Regions from separate parts of the Homo sapiens genome. Here region 1 is linked to region 2. A link is a loop called in an ENCODE intact Hi-C map of the cell type or tissue named here. Cell type or tissue: PC-3. All regions are shown on one strand.

What was found. Hi-C counts contacts between places; a loop is a spot of excess contacts. Peaks named below come from ENCODE experiments on the same cell type or tissue, not always from the same donor. Only the 100,000 strongest peaks of a DNase experiment are listed, where the experiment ranks them.
Region 1: it touches region 2 in a loop (2.7-fold over the local background); 11 of 110 quality-filtered maps call a loop at or near these places.

Annotation. Positions count from the first base shown.
Region 1 is chr11:18,407,087-18,415,086 of GRCh38, forward strand. It overlaps LDHA (lactate dehydrogenase A), which reads left to right. Exons shown (of 8, transcript NM_005566.4): 8 at 31-1,339. The coding sequence ends at 195. It overlaps LDHC (lactate dehydrogenase C), which reads left to right and starts at 5,232. Exons shown (of 8, transcript NM_017448.5): 1 at 5,232-5,322; 2 at 5,623-5,757. The coding sequence starts at 5,632. In PC-3, CTCF peaks have their summits at 3,472 and 3,685; DNase peaks (open chromatin) are centred at 515 and 3,455; H3K27ac peaks cover 2,192 bases.
Region 2 is chr11:18,490,281-18,498,280 of GRCh38, forward strand. The region is part of intron 7 of TSG101 (tumor susceptibility 101); the gene reads right to left. It also overlaps the pseudogene YWHABP2. Among named protein-coding and RNA genes, the nearest start is that of TSG101, 33 kb to the right of the region's middle. In PC-3, no CTCF peak of the experiment used is centred here; a DNase peak (open chromatin) is centred at 3,241; H3K4me3 peaks cover 1,505 bases; H3K27ac peaks cover 3,524 bases.

The DNA.
Region 1 (8,000 bases), 83 kb before region 2:
GAGATTTTTTTTTTTTCATTTCATCTTCAGGGTCTTTACGGAATAAAGGATGATGTCTTCCTTAGTGTTCCTTGCATTTTGGGACAGAATGGAATCTCAGACCTTGTGAAGGTGACTCTGACTTCTGAGGAAGAGGCCCGTTTGAAGAAGAGTGCAGATACACTTTGGGGGATCCAAAAGGAGCTGCAATTTTAAAGTCTTCTGATGTCATATCATTTCACTGTCTAGGCTACAACAGGATTCTAGGTGGAGGTTGTGCATGTTGTCCTTTTTATCTGATCTGTGATTAAAGCAGTAATATTTTAAGATGGACTGGGAAAAACATCAACTCCTGAAGTTAGAAATAAGAATGGTTTGTAAAATCCACAGCTATATCCTGATGCTGGATGGTATTAATCTTGTGTAGTCTTCAACTGGTTAGTGTGAAATAGTTCTGCCACCTCTGACGCACCACTGCCAATGCTGTACGTACTGCATTTGCCCCTTGAGCCAGGTGGATGTTTACCGTGTGTTATATAACTTCCTGGCTCCTTCACTGAACATGCCTAGTCCAACATTTTTTCCCAGTGAGTCACATCCTGGGATCCAGTGTATAAATCCAATATCATGTCTTGTGCATAATTCTTCCAAAGGATCTTATTTTGTGAACTATATCAGTAGTGTACATTACCATATAATGTAAAAAGATCTACATACAAACAATGCAACCAACTATCCAAGTGTTATACCAACTAAAACCCCCAATAAACCTTGAACAGTGACTACTTTGGTTAATTCATTATATTAAGATATAAAGTCATAAAGCTGCTAGTTATTATATTAATTTGGAAATATTAGGCTATTCTTGGGCAACCCTGCAACGATTTTTTCTAACAGGGATATTATTGACTAATAGCAGAGGATGTAATAGTCAACTGAGTTGTATTGGTACCACTTCCATTGTAAGTCCCAAAGTATTATATATTTGATAATAATGCTAATCATAATTGGAAAGTAACATTCTATATGTAAATGTAAAATTTATTTGCCAACTGAATATAGGCAATGATAGTGTGTCACTATAGGGAACACAGATTTTTGAGATCTTGTCCTCTGGAAGCTGGTAACAATTAAAAACAATCTTAAGGCAGGGTGCAGTGGCTCATGCCTATAATCCCAGCACTTTGGGAAGCCCAGGTGGGCTGATCACTGGAGGCCAGGAATTGGGGACCAGCCTGGCCAACACAACAAAACCCCATCTGTTAAAAAAACAAAACAAAACCAAAAAAAACAAGTAACCTTGGTGGATGTCTACTCAAGTTTTCTGCACATTTTTCTGAAAATACAACTGTGACCCTTATCCAGGCCTGAAAACCATACTTGTAAAGGTTAACTGAACAACATTATTGTCATTCCCAACTCCAGGATCTTTTTCCAAAGATTCTTTCCTGAGAGCTAGTTAAGGGAAGGAATTATCTTAAAGCCTGGTTGTCCAATCTTTTGCTTTCCCTGAGCCACATTGGAAGAAGAATTGTCTTGGGCCACACATTAAATACACTAACATGTGCCAGCTGTGGTGGCTGACACCTATAATCCCAGCACTTGGGGAGGCTGAGGCGGGTGGATCAGGAGTTCAAGACTAGCATGGCCAACATGGTGAAACCCCATCTGTACTAAAAATCGAAAGATTTGCCAGGTATGGTGGCCTATGCTTGTAATCCCAGCTACTTGGGAAGCTGAGGCACAAGAGGCTGAGGTGAGAGGATCGCTTGAACCGGGGAGGCAGAGATTGAAGTGAGCCAAGATGGCACCACTGCACTCGAGCCTGGGCAACACAGCGAGACTGTCTCAATAAAAATTAAAGAAATTAACACTAATGATAGCTGATGAGCTACAAAAAAGTTCATGATCTGGATACCTGCTGCCACCTAAAGAGTCCTCACATTCAAAGGGTTGGACACAGCTATAAAGCGTATCGTTCTGTGGATTTTTAGTGTATTCACATAGTTGGCAACCATCACCAGTATCTAATCTTAGAATATAGGCTGGGTGCAGTGGCTTCAAATTCCCAGCACTTTAGGAGGCCAAGGTGGGTAGATTGCTTGAGCCCAGGAGTTCCAGACCAGTCTGGGCAACATGGCAAAAGCCTGTCTCTACAAAAAAGAAATTAGCTAGGCGTGGTGGCAGGTGCCTGTAGTCCTAGCTGCACAGGAGGCTCAGGTGGGAGGATCCCTTGAACCCGGGAGATAAAGGTTGCAGTGAGCCAAGATCCCACCACTGTACTCCAGCCTGGGTGACAGAGTGAGACCCTGTTTCAAAAAAAAAAAAAAGAATATTTTAATTAGCACAAAAAGAGGCCTGTACTTAATCCTGTAGCCTTTTGTAAACTTTGAGTCACCTTCAGTCTTTAAAATTTTTAAATTTACATTAATTTTATATTATTTGATACAATAAATTAGTCAATACCAACATGACTGAAAAATAATATTTAAGTGAAATAGACTGATTCTATTAATCTTTCATGAATTTTCAAATGCAATCTTGTAAAGTTTCCTTACTTATGGGCAAAATAAATGTTCCAGGTTCAGTTTGTACCTTCCTGCCCCAGGCAAGGAATAGGCCAACTCTGCAAAGAAACTTGATTTTTTTTTTCCATAGTAACCTTGGGAACTAAATTAAGCAGGCCTTATCCCCATCTCACAGAAGTTGCCAGTTAGTGTAGAAGCAAATGTGATGCTCAGAACATGGTTCTACTTCCTTTTTTTCCCCCACTAAAGCCCATGTTGCCAAAATAAAACTCAGTACTTCAAAGCCATGTTCTTTAAAAATTCTTTAAATTTTTTTTTTATTTTGGCCAGGTGCGGTGGCTCACGCCTGTAATCCCAGCACTTTGGGAGGCTGAGGCGGGTGGATCACAAGGTCAGGAGATTGAAAACATCCTGGCTAACATAGTGAAACTCCATCTCTACTAAAAATACAAAAAATTAGCTGGGCATGGTGGCGGGCGCCTGTAGTCCCAGCTACTCGGGAGGCTGAGGCAGGAGAATGGCGTGAACCCGGGAGGCGGAGCTTGCAGTGAGCCGAGATCGGACCACTGTACTACAGCCTGGGCGAGACTGCGAGACTCTGTCTCAAAAAAAATTATTTTATTTTATTTTGTTTTTATTTTTGGGGGTAGAGATGGGGGTCTCCCTATGTTGCCAGACTGGTCTTGAACTCCTGGGCTGAAGCCTCGGCCTCCCAAAGTGCTGGGATTGCAGGAGTGAGCCACCATGTCTGGCCCAAAAATTCTTTAGTGAGTACCTACTATGCTTTGGTAAATGTTGCAATGTACAAGAATAAATAAAGACAAATTTTGGTTCTAAAGTTACTGCAATCAAGTAAGCAAAATGTTAAGTAAGTTTGGAGTATTTGGGCAGGCATGGATGAAGAGCCAGTTCTAGTCATCTAGCATCAGTTTGGCCACTACCAAGCTGATACCTTCCTTGGCCGCCAGGGGCCTGAGGCAGGTGTAGAGCTTAAATTTCCAGTCCATCCAGGCCAGCAATCTCCCTCTCAGCCCGGGGATAAATGAGGTTGCTGTGGAGGTATAGGACCAAGTGGTTGCTGCTCCTGTCTGCTATAGGAGGCCTCTAGCTTCAGGCTAGTTGCTGGTTGAGAAAAGTGCCATAAGAGAGAGATATACAGGAAATGATGGTAGTTGACATTTGTCAAGGAAAGCCAGAGTATGTATGTGCAAAGCTGAAAATGAGGAATTAACCTTGAGAAGGGCTGGGGAAAGAGCTTTCTTGGTTTAAAGAACAGCAAAAAGTCCTGATCCAAAAAAGCTGTCCAAAGCCTAGTTGGAAGGAAGTGTATTGAGTGTCCTGAGATGATATGGGAAGTGGGGGTAGGAGGCCAAATCTTGAAGATCTAGGTTGTGGTAAAAGTGGGTTACTCTACCTGTAATGGAAAGCCACGGAAGAGTTTAAAGCAGGGTTATTGCATAATCTGAACCATATTGAAAACAAATACTGACTGGGTGCGGTGGTTCACGCCTGTAATCCCAGCACTTTGGGAGGCCGAGGTGGGTGGATCACTTGAGGTCAAGAGTTCGAGACCAGCCTGGCCAGCAAGGTGAAATACAAAAAAATACAAAAAAATTTGCCCGGCGGCTGGGCACGGTGGCTCAGCACGGTGGCTCACGCCTGTAATCCCAACACTTTGGGAGGGCGGATCACTAGGTCAGGAGTTGGAGACCATTCTGACCAACATGGTGAAACCCCATCTCTACTAAAAATACAAAAATTAGCCGGGCGTGGTGGCGCACGCCTGTAGTCCCAGTTACTTGGGAGGCTGAGGCAGGAGAATTGCTTGAACCCAGGCGGCGGAGGTTGCAGTGAACTGAGATTGTGCCACTGCACTCCAGCCTGGGCGACAGAGTGAGACTCTGTCTCAAAAACAACAACAATAACAACACTACAGGCTATTATAAGAAAAATAAATTATATTTTGGATTTTGAAAAAGGTTCAAATGCAAATACTCTACAAAAGATGGAGTAGGTTGTGTCCCCTTCTGTGAGATATATATCTCTCTCACAAAAAAAAAAATATATATGTAAATTTTTTTTGAGATGGAGTTTCTCTCTTGTTGCCCAGTCTGGAGTGCAGTGGCGCGATCTTGGCTCACTGCAACCTCCGCCTCCTGGGTTCAAGCGATTCTCCTGCCTCAGCCTCCCAAGTAGCTGGGACTACAGGCATGCACCACCATGCCCGACTAATTTTATATTTTTAGTAGAGACGGGGTTTCGCCATGTTGGCCAGGCTGTTCTCAAACTCCTGACCTCAGGTGATCCACCTGCCTCGGACTCCCAAAGTGCTGGGATTACAGGTGTGAGCCACCGCGTCCGGCCATGAGTTATAAATATTAACAATTTCTTGCTGTAAATTGAAAGCATCCTTCGCGTCTTTGCGTTTCATTACCACCCTCTGTTCTCTCAAGAGAAATTCTAACTTTATTTCAGCACTCAGTCCTGAAGTTACAGAAGTTAATAATTTTTTAAAATCCTGCAAACAATGCATGGATATCCCCGTCTTGCACACTCTTTGGGCCAGTCTAGAATTCTTCCCATCAGCATTTCGGTGATCTGGACCGCCGCCACCCACACTGCGCTCCAGGGCAGAAAAGACGCCCCATGCCCGCGCCTGGGCCGGCGGGGGGCGGAGCTTGCGTGCTGACGCATAAGAGCCGAGCGGGGGAACGTGCGTGTCTCGAGTCGCACGGAGGGCAACCGTCGACGGGCTTAGCGCCTCAACTGTCGTTGGTGTATTTTTCTGGTGTCACTTCTGTGCCTTCCTTCAAAGGTGGTGCTTTGTCCCTGTGGGTCATCTGTACTGATTGCGCCAAGCAAAGCATTTGTGAGCGTGTGGTGCTGGGGTGAAAGTGGTGGCTGGGGGCAGGGAGAAATCCAAAAGCCCGCTGGTGCCCCAGCCCTCCCATTGCCTGGTAGACTGGGCCTTGCTTTACCCTCCCCGCATCCTTTGACCAGGAAATTCTTTCTTTGGCTTCCCCCCATCCCCGGCTCCAACATTCTGCAAACTGAAGAGGTAGTTTCTTAGATGTTCAGTGTGGTTAATCCAATGAAATTGCATTATCCCTATCAGGTTCTCCAAATGTCAACTGTCAAGGAGCAGCTAATTGAGAAGCTAATTGAGGATGATGAAAACTCCCAGTGTAAAATTACTATTGTTGGAACTGGTGCCGTAGGCATGGCTTGTGCTATTAGTATCTTACTGAAGGTGAGTGAGAAGCCCATCCTGTGGCTGAAAATCAAGTGAGCACTTCAGAGTGTTGTATATGTCGATGTATTCAGGGTTGCAAGGTTAATCCCTTGAAAGCAATTATGTATCCTTTGACCTTTCCTCCCTCCCTCCCTCCCTCCCTTCCTTCCTTCCTTCCTTCCTTTTTCTTTCTCTCTTTCTTTTCCTTTTTTTTTAAACTTCTTCTTTCTTTTCCTTTCTTTTTTTTTCTGACTTTCCTTTTCTTTTTCTTTTTTTGAGACAGGATTTGTCTGTTACCCAGGTTGGAGTGCAGTGGCGCGATCTTGGCCCACTGCAACCTCCACCTCCCGGGATCAAGCGATTCTCCTGCCTCAGCCTCTTGAATAACTGGGGCCACAGGCATGCACCACCAGGCCTGGCTAATTTTTTATATTTTTAGTAGAGATGGGGTTTCTCCATGTTGGCCAGGCTGGTTTCGAACTCCTGACCTCAAGTGATCCGCCTGCCTCGGCCTCCCAGAGTACTGGGATTACAGGCATGAGCCACCACACCTGGCTGCCAATAGGTATTGTTTTTAACCCTTGTGCCCTCCTCCCTCTCTGCTTTTGGAGTCCCCAGTGTTTATTGTTCTCTCTTTTTTTTTTTTTTTTTTTTTTGAGACGGAGTCTCGCTCTGTTGCCAGGCTGGAGTGCAGCGGCAGGATCTCGGCTCCCGGCAACCTTTGCCTCCCGGGTTCAAGCAGTTCTCCTGCCTCAGCCTCCTGAGTAGCTGGGACTACAGGCATGTGCCACCACGCCCAGCTAATTTTTATATTTTTAGTAGAGACGGGGTTTCATCATGTTGGCCAGGATGGCCTTGATTTCTTGACCTCGTGATCCGCCTGCCTCAGCCTCCCAAAGTGCTGGGATTACAGGCATGAGCCACCACGCCTGGCCTTAAGTAGGGACTTTTACTTCTTTCCCTTACTGTTCGCTTTTGGAATCTGGCTATTGAAATCTGAATGAATACACTCCTTGTATATAGTTCCGTACTCTGTCACATGTGACAAAAACCCAGTTTAAATTAGGGTAAGCAGAAAAAGACGAAATATTGTTCATGTAACTGGAAATAGGGCAAAACTGCTTCAGGTACTACCGGATTCTGAAGTTCACACATATCAAGACATAGTCTTTGTATATCTTGGTTTAGATTTTCTCTGTTGGCTTAATTCGTAGAGCCTTTCTATGTGGTGGTAAAGATGGCTGTACAGTTTGTTCTTAGATTCTTGTTTTTTCTCCAACTCTACAGTCCTTACTAATGTTCTTAGATTTGCATGTTATTCTTAGAGCTTATGATTCCAAAGAAAAGTGAGATGTAATCTTCCGTCTTCCATTTTCAAACTTCATAGACATGCTTGTTTCTTATACCTGGGCCATATGTCCACTTATGAACTGATTTCTGTGACCAGAAGGAAAGGATGGAACAATTGGCTAGGTCTGGTTTTATGCCCATCTACCCTAAGCTTGGAAAACCAATGTTAATTGTACTGCACTGAAACATATGGAATGGGTTCCCATGGAAAAGAGAAATTCTATTACCAGAAAAAGGGACACTAGACAGATGAAAACAATAAGTGTTCATCAGAGGTGGTTACCTTCCTGTTTGGGCCATAACGACGCATACTAAAAGCAGCTTTAGCCAACTCAGAAATTAGGGTTAAGGTTAAATATAATAAAATCCTGGCCGGGCGCAGTGGCTCAGGCCTGTAATCCCAGGACTTTGCGAGGCTGAGGTGGGTAGATCACTTGAGGTTAGGAGTTTGAGACCAGCCTGACCAATATGGTGAAACCCCGTCTGTACTAAAAATACAAAAATTAGCCGGACATGGTGGCGGGCGCCTGTAATCCCAGCTACTCGGGAGGCTGAAGCACGAAAATTGCTTGAACCTGGGAGACGGAGGTTGCAGTGCCCGAGATTGTGCCACTGCACTCCAGCCTGGGCGACAGAGTGAGACTTCATCTCAAACAAAACAAAACAAAAAACACAAAAATAAAGGCTAAATATAATAAAAGCCTTTGAAATCATTTTATTTTCCTTGGTTTCAAACTGTTATCTGAATGGCAAAAAAAAACAAAAACAAAAAACACCCAGCTCTAAAAAGTTCTAACAATTATATGAAGTCAAACAATTTTTGCTACATCTTAATATTTACTTACCTTGACTTTCGGTCACCCAGGCTCATTGAAAAACTATTTTTATATCATTTTTCCCTATTAAAATAT
Region 2 (8,000 bases):
TGTCCACAGAGTAACACTGTCCCAAGTAATTGCATGATCAGAGTGCTGTCTTTATAAGACTCTTCATTCAGTGTATCCAATTCAGTAATTGCTTCATCAAATACTGTTTTTGCCAGGCTGCAGGCCTTTTCAGTAGAGTTTAGAATCTCATAGTAAAAGACTGAGAAATTAAGTGCCAGACCAAGTCAAACTGGATGTGTAGGCTGCATTTCTTCTTTCTTACTAATTTCAAATGCTTCCTGGTAAGCCTGCTGGGAATTCCACACAGTGGTTTGTTTGTTGTCTCCAGATGCCACTTCAGAAAAATACCTAAAATAATCTCCTTTCATTTTCAAATAGAAAATGGTTGTATAGAATTGAGAACAAGATATTTGTCCAACAGCTCCAGAACGTCATTGCAGATGTCCTGCAGTTCTGCCTCTATCTTCTCATGCTACTCTCTCCCCATCTGCTGCTGTTTCTCATTCCTCTGTTTTCTGCTCAATGCTGGAGAAGACATGCCAGGAAAGCAGCGGGCACCAACCATGTTCTTGTAGGCAACAGAGAGCAGATTTCTCTCTTCGTTGGAGTATTCATGCCTCGTTCTGTGACTGCCTTCGTGACTACAGCCATATCATCATAGCGCTCAGCCTGCTCAGTGAGTTGGCTTTCTGTACCAGCTCACTTTTATCCAGTCGTTCCCGTGGGAGGGCTGCAGGGGACGAGGATGCTTCTGAGCAAAGCTCCAAGTGAGGTGACCACTTCTTTCCCAAGCCCACTCCTCTGGCAGCGGTGGCGGTGCCTGCCGTGGCTGCAGCGACGGTAGCAGCAGCTCCTGTATTCGGATATTTTTAAAGTTCAAGCAAAATAAGGCAAAATGCCTTACAGCTTGGTTCTGTGTAGTAAAGAATTAACTTTACCCAGAGAGGCCACGCCTTTGCCCTTGGCTCCTGGAGGTGATGTCTAAGCCCTCAGAACTTCCTGACTAATTAGAGTGTTCTTTATCTACACCAGACAGTCTAACAGTGTGATTTATGGGGGGGTCTGGGCCATGCAGTGATAGGTAACAGCTCAACCTCTGGAGGAGCTGGAGACTAAAGGTCAGCCTCACAGGCAGTCAATGGTGTCTATATGACCAAGTCCTGATAAAAACTCTAGACCCAAGGCTCAGGTGAGCTACCTTGGTGGGTAATACTCCATGCATAATGATACATACTGTTACTGGGAAAAGTCAGCACTGCCTATGACTCCACTGGGAGAAGACAACTAGAAGCTTTGCACTTGAAACTTTCTGGGTTGCCCACGTGTCTTTCCTCAGCCTATTTTAATCTGTATCTTTTGCCATAAGTCATAACTGTGAGTATAATAGCTTTCAGTGAGCTTTTAAAGTCCTTCTAGATAATTATAGAACTTTAGGGTGGCCTTGGGAAACCATGAACTTGCAATGAGTGTCAGAAGTGCAGGTGGTTTTGTGAACTTCCAAACTTTACAGGTCCTTAACTAAAGAGTATTTTCTTACCTAATCAAGAACTTGCTCTTCATGGCAATTTGTAGAATAAGTCGGTCTACTTCAAATGAGGCCATATAAAAAGGCAACACATCTTTCCACACTCACTGAACATACAGATTAAAATACGTCAGAGAGTGAGCTCTCTTTCACAGACTTAATATGAATTAAAGTCTTAGCTGTTCAGTCATCTGGACAGAATTTAGACCGAATAAAAATCTCTAATTTCTTATACTGTACTTAAAAAGTCCTTTAAAGAAAGTGAAAAAGAGCCAATTTCTACAAGAGTTTGGTTTAGAATTTCATATCCAAAGGATGATTCATGATATGATGACTATTGAAGATTTCATTAAGTCCCCAGTTTATAGTAAGGCTGCATTAGCAAAAGGAATTTTAAAACCTTTCTAGAAGAACCTGTCTTATAATCTATATGAAATATTATGATGGTTCTTGTGAGACAGGAAGGAAAATCCTTCTCCCATAGATTACGTACCTAAATGATATGTCTATAATTAAGCATTCAATCACATGCAACAGTGGTGGTATTCCATTCATTGGCACAGAAGTTATCAGAACTAATGAAAACTTAAGAGTCTTTTTATAGTTAGTGAATTTTTCACACATAAACACATCAACATACTTTGTTAAAGCTATTATATCTGGTCTAATGGGTCAAATTATACTGATGCTAAATTTTTAAATCCTTATTTTTAAAAACACACATTTAAATCCTGGAATTTACATTCTGTTTCTCTTTATAGAATATGTTCAGGCAAATGCTACCATAATACCACCAAATAAGTCCTTGCCAAGACTTTCCAGCCAAAGTCATTAACCCTCAAAATAAGAACCAAGCCGAGGCAGCAGTCGCTTGGCCTATAAAGGTCACAGTTCACCTGAGGAAGTTACAAACACCAAGATTAGACCTAGTCTTATCTCTATCACACATAGACTTCACTGTGAAGTATATCTAAACTTTAAAAAATCGAACTACTTTGTAAAAAAAAAAAAAGGAATTATAACTAAGATCTGAAATAAGAAAGTAAAAAAAGAAAAACCCAGAGTTTTTCAAAGAAGTAAAAGAAAAACTCATCAAAGTTCAAAATTCGATGAACCATGCCACTTTAAGATAATGTTTATGCAAACAAATAAGAAAAAAGATTTGGTGGAAGATTCTCATCTACTTTGTGAACACTTACCAAACCAAACTTTCTTCTCAAACATCTTAGAAGAAATTTGAATATTCTCTATACCTGCTATAACAAGAATAAGAAGAGTTTTTGGCAAACTGCCATACCCCAAGTCCCCAACACACTGACCTTTTTACTCAAGCAGAGTCAGATTTCAAAAGTGCCCTTCTACAATTCCAGATTAGCAGTTGAAGAGCTAACAGACTTTGAGTAACAATCTTAAGCAAAACTTCCTTTAAATGTCAGGTAGGATCTGATCTCCAAACTTAATCCTTAGGAAATAAGATATAATTTTTCTAGTATTAGGAAACCAACACTCTACACTCAATGGACCCAAAAATTCATTGAATAATTTATGCAAGTATATTCACAGTGCACTAGTATACACTACCTGATTTAAAGCCACTATTTAAACACTTAAGACACCCGGTTTCATTTATCTCCTAAGAGTATTTACAAACGATCACTACTTCCTGGAACTCAAATGAAGCTATTTTATATTAGAGAAAGAATCCATAAGCCCAAAGTAAACTATAACTCAACGATAATTTTTCTGACCTCACCCTTAATCAGCAAAAGTAAACTACCTGCCCAGCATTTTTACTCCTGGATGTTACTTGCTCAGGCCCACATAATGGTCCTAGGTCTGGCATCTGTGCTACACAGCAAACTATGGAGCCCAAGTAATCCCACACAGTAGCTTACTGACCATCTATTTAGAAACTAGACCGAGAACATATGAGGATTATTTTTCTTTCATAATAAAAAACAAAAAACAGGTCTATCTCTGAAGAAGGAAGAACATTTCAGACAACTGTATGAGCAAAGGAGTTCTGATCTGTGCTATTAAGTGCAAACACTGCAAATCCATTACATGGCTTACAAAAGTCCTTTTTATTTATAGTGTATGAATATGTAAGCTTCTAATACTACTTACAGGCTTTGTGCAGGCTATGGAGCTTTTCTTCCAAAGAAATTAGGGGGCCTCAATTTATCTTTTAAACACTCAGAAAAATGCGCTTTACTTGAGCTCTAGAAAGTTTCTATCAACACAATCAATAAGAAAAAATTTAAAGAAAGCTATCAGCAGGTTTACACTTCTTGAAAATAAACACACACCACAAAAAAAGTTTAAATTCATTTACATAAAAATTAAAGTTTTCAAAAGTGAAGGTAAGTAGGTATAAGTCTTGCTAAAATGAGACAGCAAAATAATAACTACTCCAAAAAAGAAACAGTGTGACAAAATCATTCAGCTATCATAGTAAGTCATAAAAGATGAAAGATGCTACCTGGTAGGCATAAGCACAAAAGCCAATAAATCTGAAGGAGAGTTAAAATTCTATTCTTAAAAAAATGAATCAGAATCAAAGTAATTCCATTAAAATTAACGTTTTGTGAAAAGACTAATTTAAGAATCTATTATGTTAGAGGTATTCTATAGGAATAACGACAGGAAGCCAAATGAATCAGCTTCTCCTACCTTTCCTTTACTAACAAAATAAAAATCATTTGTTAACTTACACAATAGCTTTTTTAAAAGCTTTCAAATCTATCATTATTGCTTTGAATTTCTGTTATCATTATTTCTGTTATCATTATTGCTTTGGCAGAAAAGGATTTAACATTTAGCAGACTAAACTCTCAGCATTTAAATTTCACTCATGACTCACTGACTGTCCAGGATTGGAAGAAAACGCTACTTATCCTGAAGATGAGGCAGTTATTCCCAAAGGAAGTCTGTGAAAGGTGTGGGGAAGAGGCACCCAAACCTGCACACAAGCAAGCGTGCACTAGTAAACCCACATGGGCTGGGTGCCTTGGGTGCCATATCCTGAAAGTACAGTTTCTGTAGGCCAAACACTTAATCTAGGATGGCCAGAGGGAAGAACAGCATTGGATAAGACAGTCAAGAAAAACTTGTCATGTTTACTAGCTTCTGTCCTCAAAGAAATATTAACAGGTAAGCTCTCTTATTTTTCTTCACCTTTTCCTTTCTTTATCTAAATATTCAGTATGGACTAAAGAGTGGAAACTACAGAAACACATCATTCAGCTGCAGCATTTTCAGGGTTTTCCACTCCCACATTTTTAAACAACACTTTAACAAAGGTAAAACTGGTCCCTGAATCTCTGTTAATAGCACCCTTCCAAACTTACTGTTTCTGATCCTTGTTTATTTGATTTTTAGGAACAAAATCTTAAAATGACATTTTTAAAACTCAGAGGTTGAAATATACAGTATTTATGAAGTTTTACCAAGAAAAATTCTGTGGTAGGTATTGGCTTTAACCGGGAATAAACACCTACTCTTCAATTTTACTATTATTAAACTGCAACTACTGAAAGGTCAAACTGTGTATATGTTAAAGGCCTAAAGCCTAGGATTCAGAGCTATAAATCAACTACAATCATCTATATAGCTTTTTAAAATAAGTCAACCTTCAAAAGAGAACTTTCACCACTGCTGAGACTGGAGTAAGGAATCACCAAAGCCTTTTAACTTCCTCTTTTTTTACCAGGGGCAGGGGTGGTGGTTGTGGTAGAGAAACTTCATGGTGGCTCACCTGGTGCCCATCCATACCCACTATTTTTCAGGGATCTTGTATGTGAAACTGATTAAGATAGGTATAGTCAGTTTATGTTTTGCTCCTACAGTAACAGGAAAAAGAATCTTTGTGTTAAGTTTCAATGCATACTACCAGTTAGGTTTTTTTTTTTTTTTTTGCTACATGAATTGGTTTGTTCCTTCATTATTCACCGACTACCACCTCCTCATTCCCCTAGTTAGTTTTCAAAACACTATGTAAACTGAGGTTGAAGATGTCTATAGCACTCTGATAAAAGGACTCTACATAGATCAAGGCTGAGGCAGGAGAATGGCGTGAACCTGGAGGGCGGAGCTTGCAGTGAGCTGAGATTGCATCACTGCACTCCAGCCTGGGCAACAGAGTGAGACTCCGTCTCAAAAAAAAAAAAAAAGTACTCTACAGAGATCAAATAAACCTGGAGATTCTGGCACAAGCACAGCTGACAGTACATCCTCCAAAGGGAGGGGCCAATTAGTCCACTGACATTCCTCACACATAAATTCACAACATATGGAAGTGTCACTGAGTGGAACACCATTCTCTTCTGGGTACCATACTATATACTAATATTTTTGAACATCTGGTAAATTTTAAATCTTTCTTAATTCAGATTACACCATAAAATTAAAATCCAGGCTGGGTGAGGTGGCTTATGCCTGTAATCCCAGCACTTTGGGAGGCCGAGGCAGGTGGATCACCTGAGGTTAGGAGATTGACCAGCCTGGCTAACATACAAAATACAAAAATTAGTGGGTGTGGTGGCACATGCCTATAGTCTCAGCTACTCAGGATGCTGAGGCAGGAGAATCACTTGAACCCAGGAGGCAGAGATTACAGTGAGCCGAGATCATGCCACTGCACTCCAGCCTGGGTGGCAGAGCGAAACTCTGTCTCAAAAATAAAATAAAATAAAATAAAATAAAATAAAATAAAATAAAATAAAATAAAATAAAATAAAATAAATCTACAGAGTGAAACTGCTAAGTTTCAAAAAGAACAAGGGAGCCTAGTGCAGTGACTCACATCTGTAATCCGGGAGGCCAGCACGGGTGGATCACTTGAATCTAGGAGTTCAAGGCCAGCCTGGGCAATACAAAAATTAGCCGGGCATGGTGGTATGTGTCTACAGTCCTAGCTACTCAGGAGGCTGAGGTGGGAGGATCACCTGAGCCCAGGAGATGGAGGTTGCAGTGGGCAGACAGCACTGCTGCACTCCAGCCTGAGCAAGAGAGCAAGATCCTGTATCAAAAAACAAGGATAGCGCCAGGTGTGGTGGCTCAGGCCTGTAATACCAGCACTTTGGTGGGTTGAGGCAGGTGGTGAGGTCAGGAGTTGCAGTTGGAGATCAGCCTGGCCAACATGGTAAAACCCTGTCTCTACTAAAAATATAAAAATTAGCCGGGTGTGGTGGTACGCTCCTCTAATCCCAGCTACTTGGGAGGCTGAGGCAGTAGAACTGCTTGAACCTGAGAGGTGGAGGTTGCAGTGAGCCAAGATCGCGCCACTGCACTCCAGCCTTGGCGACAGAGCGAGTCTGTCTCAAAAACAACAACAACAAAAAAAACAAGGATAAATAACCAAATTCATTCTTTCTCATGGCCTCAGTAACAGAATAACAGCCCAAATCGTGACCATTGATATACTGAGAAAATGTGACTGTGGACTCTAATATCTAAATGATACTTTTATGTTTCTGCTTTCCTTTAAGTCTAAAGTTCAACAGACTACTAAATGTTCAACTAATGAAATATGATGAAAAAAATCAAATCAAGTAGGTAAAGATCAAAGGGTAGAAAAACAATATATATTAAAGGATATCCTAAATTATCATAAAATAATTTGCCTCTAGCCTATATGCCTAAGACAGTACTCTTGAAAATGTAGAGTAAAATATTAGTTGATTTGATTACCCGTTCAAAAATCATAAACATGAGATCTGATTCCACATATACCATTTTCCACACATTTCTATTCTTTGGATATATGGAAATCATCTAAGCTATAAAAAAATGCTTCGTACCTAATGTAATGAAACAAGTTAATATAAAAAAGATCTTTGTAAACTAAGGTTCTCTACAAATCAAAAGGATTATACTATTATTTCAATGAGAAACAGGGTGACAAACAGCACTATTCCTATTTTATTGATAATGCTGAACCAAAATAAGAGAGCTTCACCAGATTTAGTGTGCTTTGCTTATGGATTAAAGACCTTTTATCATTTAGGTTTCTAACTCCAATCATTTCATTATATTGTAGTTACATTAATGACAAATACATTTTAATAAATCAAAACCACACCACTGGAACCTGAATAGTGTGTATCAATGAGAAAAACGGTGGAAATAACCCTTTATGGGGTGGGGGGATGACATTTACATCAGACCTCAGGATGGTTACAAGTTATCAGAAAACATAACAGAAAAATAAACTTCACAAGATTCTATGTTCATTCAGGAACTCAGCAAATCTCTTCAACAGCAAACTTCTATATACCAAGCACTCTTCTGGATGTTGAGTGTGTGGGTGGGGGGTTGGAGGGGGGATTGGTGGTGGTGGCAGCAAATTGGTAAGGATAGGCCTGGCTGATCCATGCACAGAAATAGGCCGTGGACAAATCCTAAGACAGGAGACCAGTAGGAGATGAGGTCAGAAAAGTAATGGGGAAGAGGGCAGGATCATGTAGGGCCTTCTGGGCCCAAGAACTTTGGACTGAACTCTGAGTGAAACAGG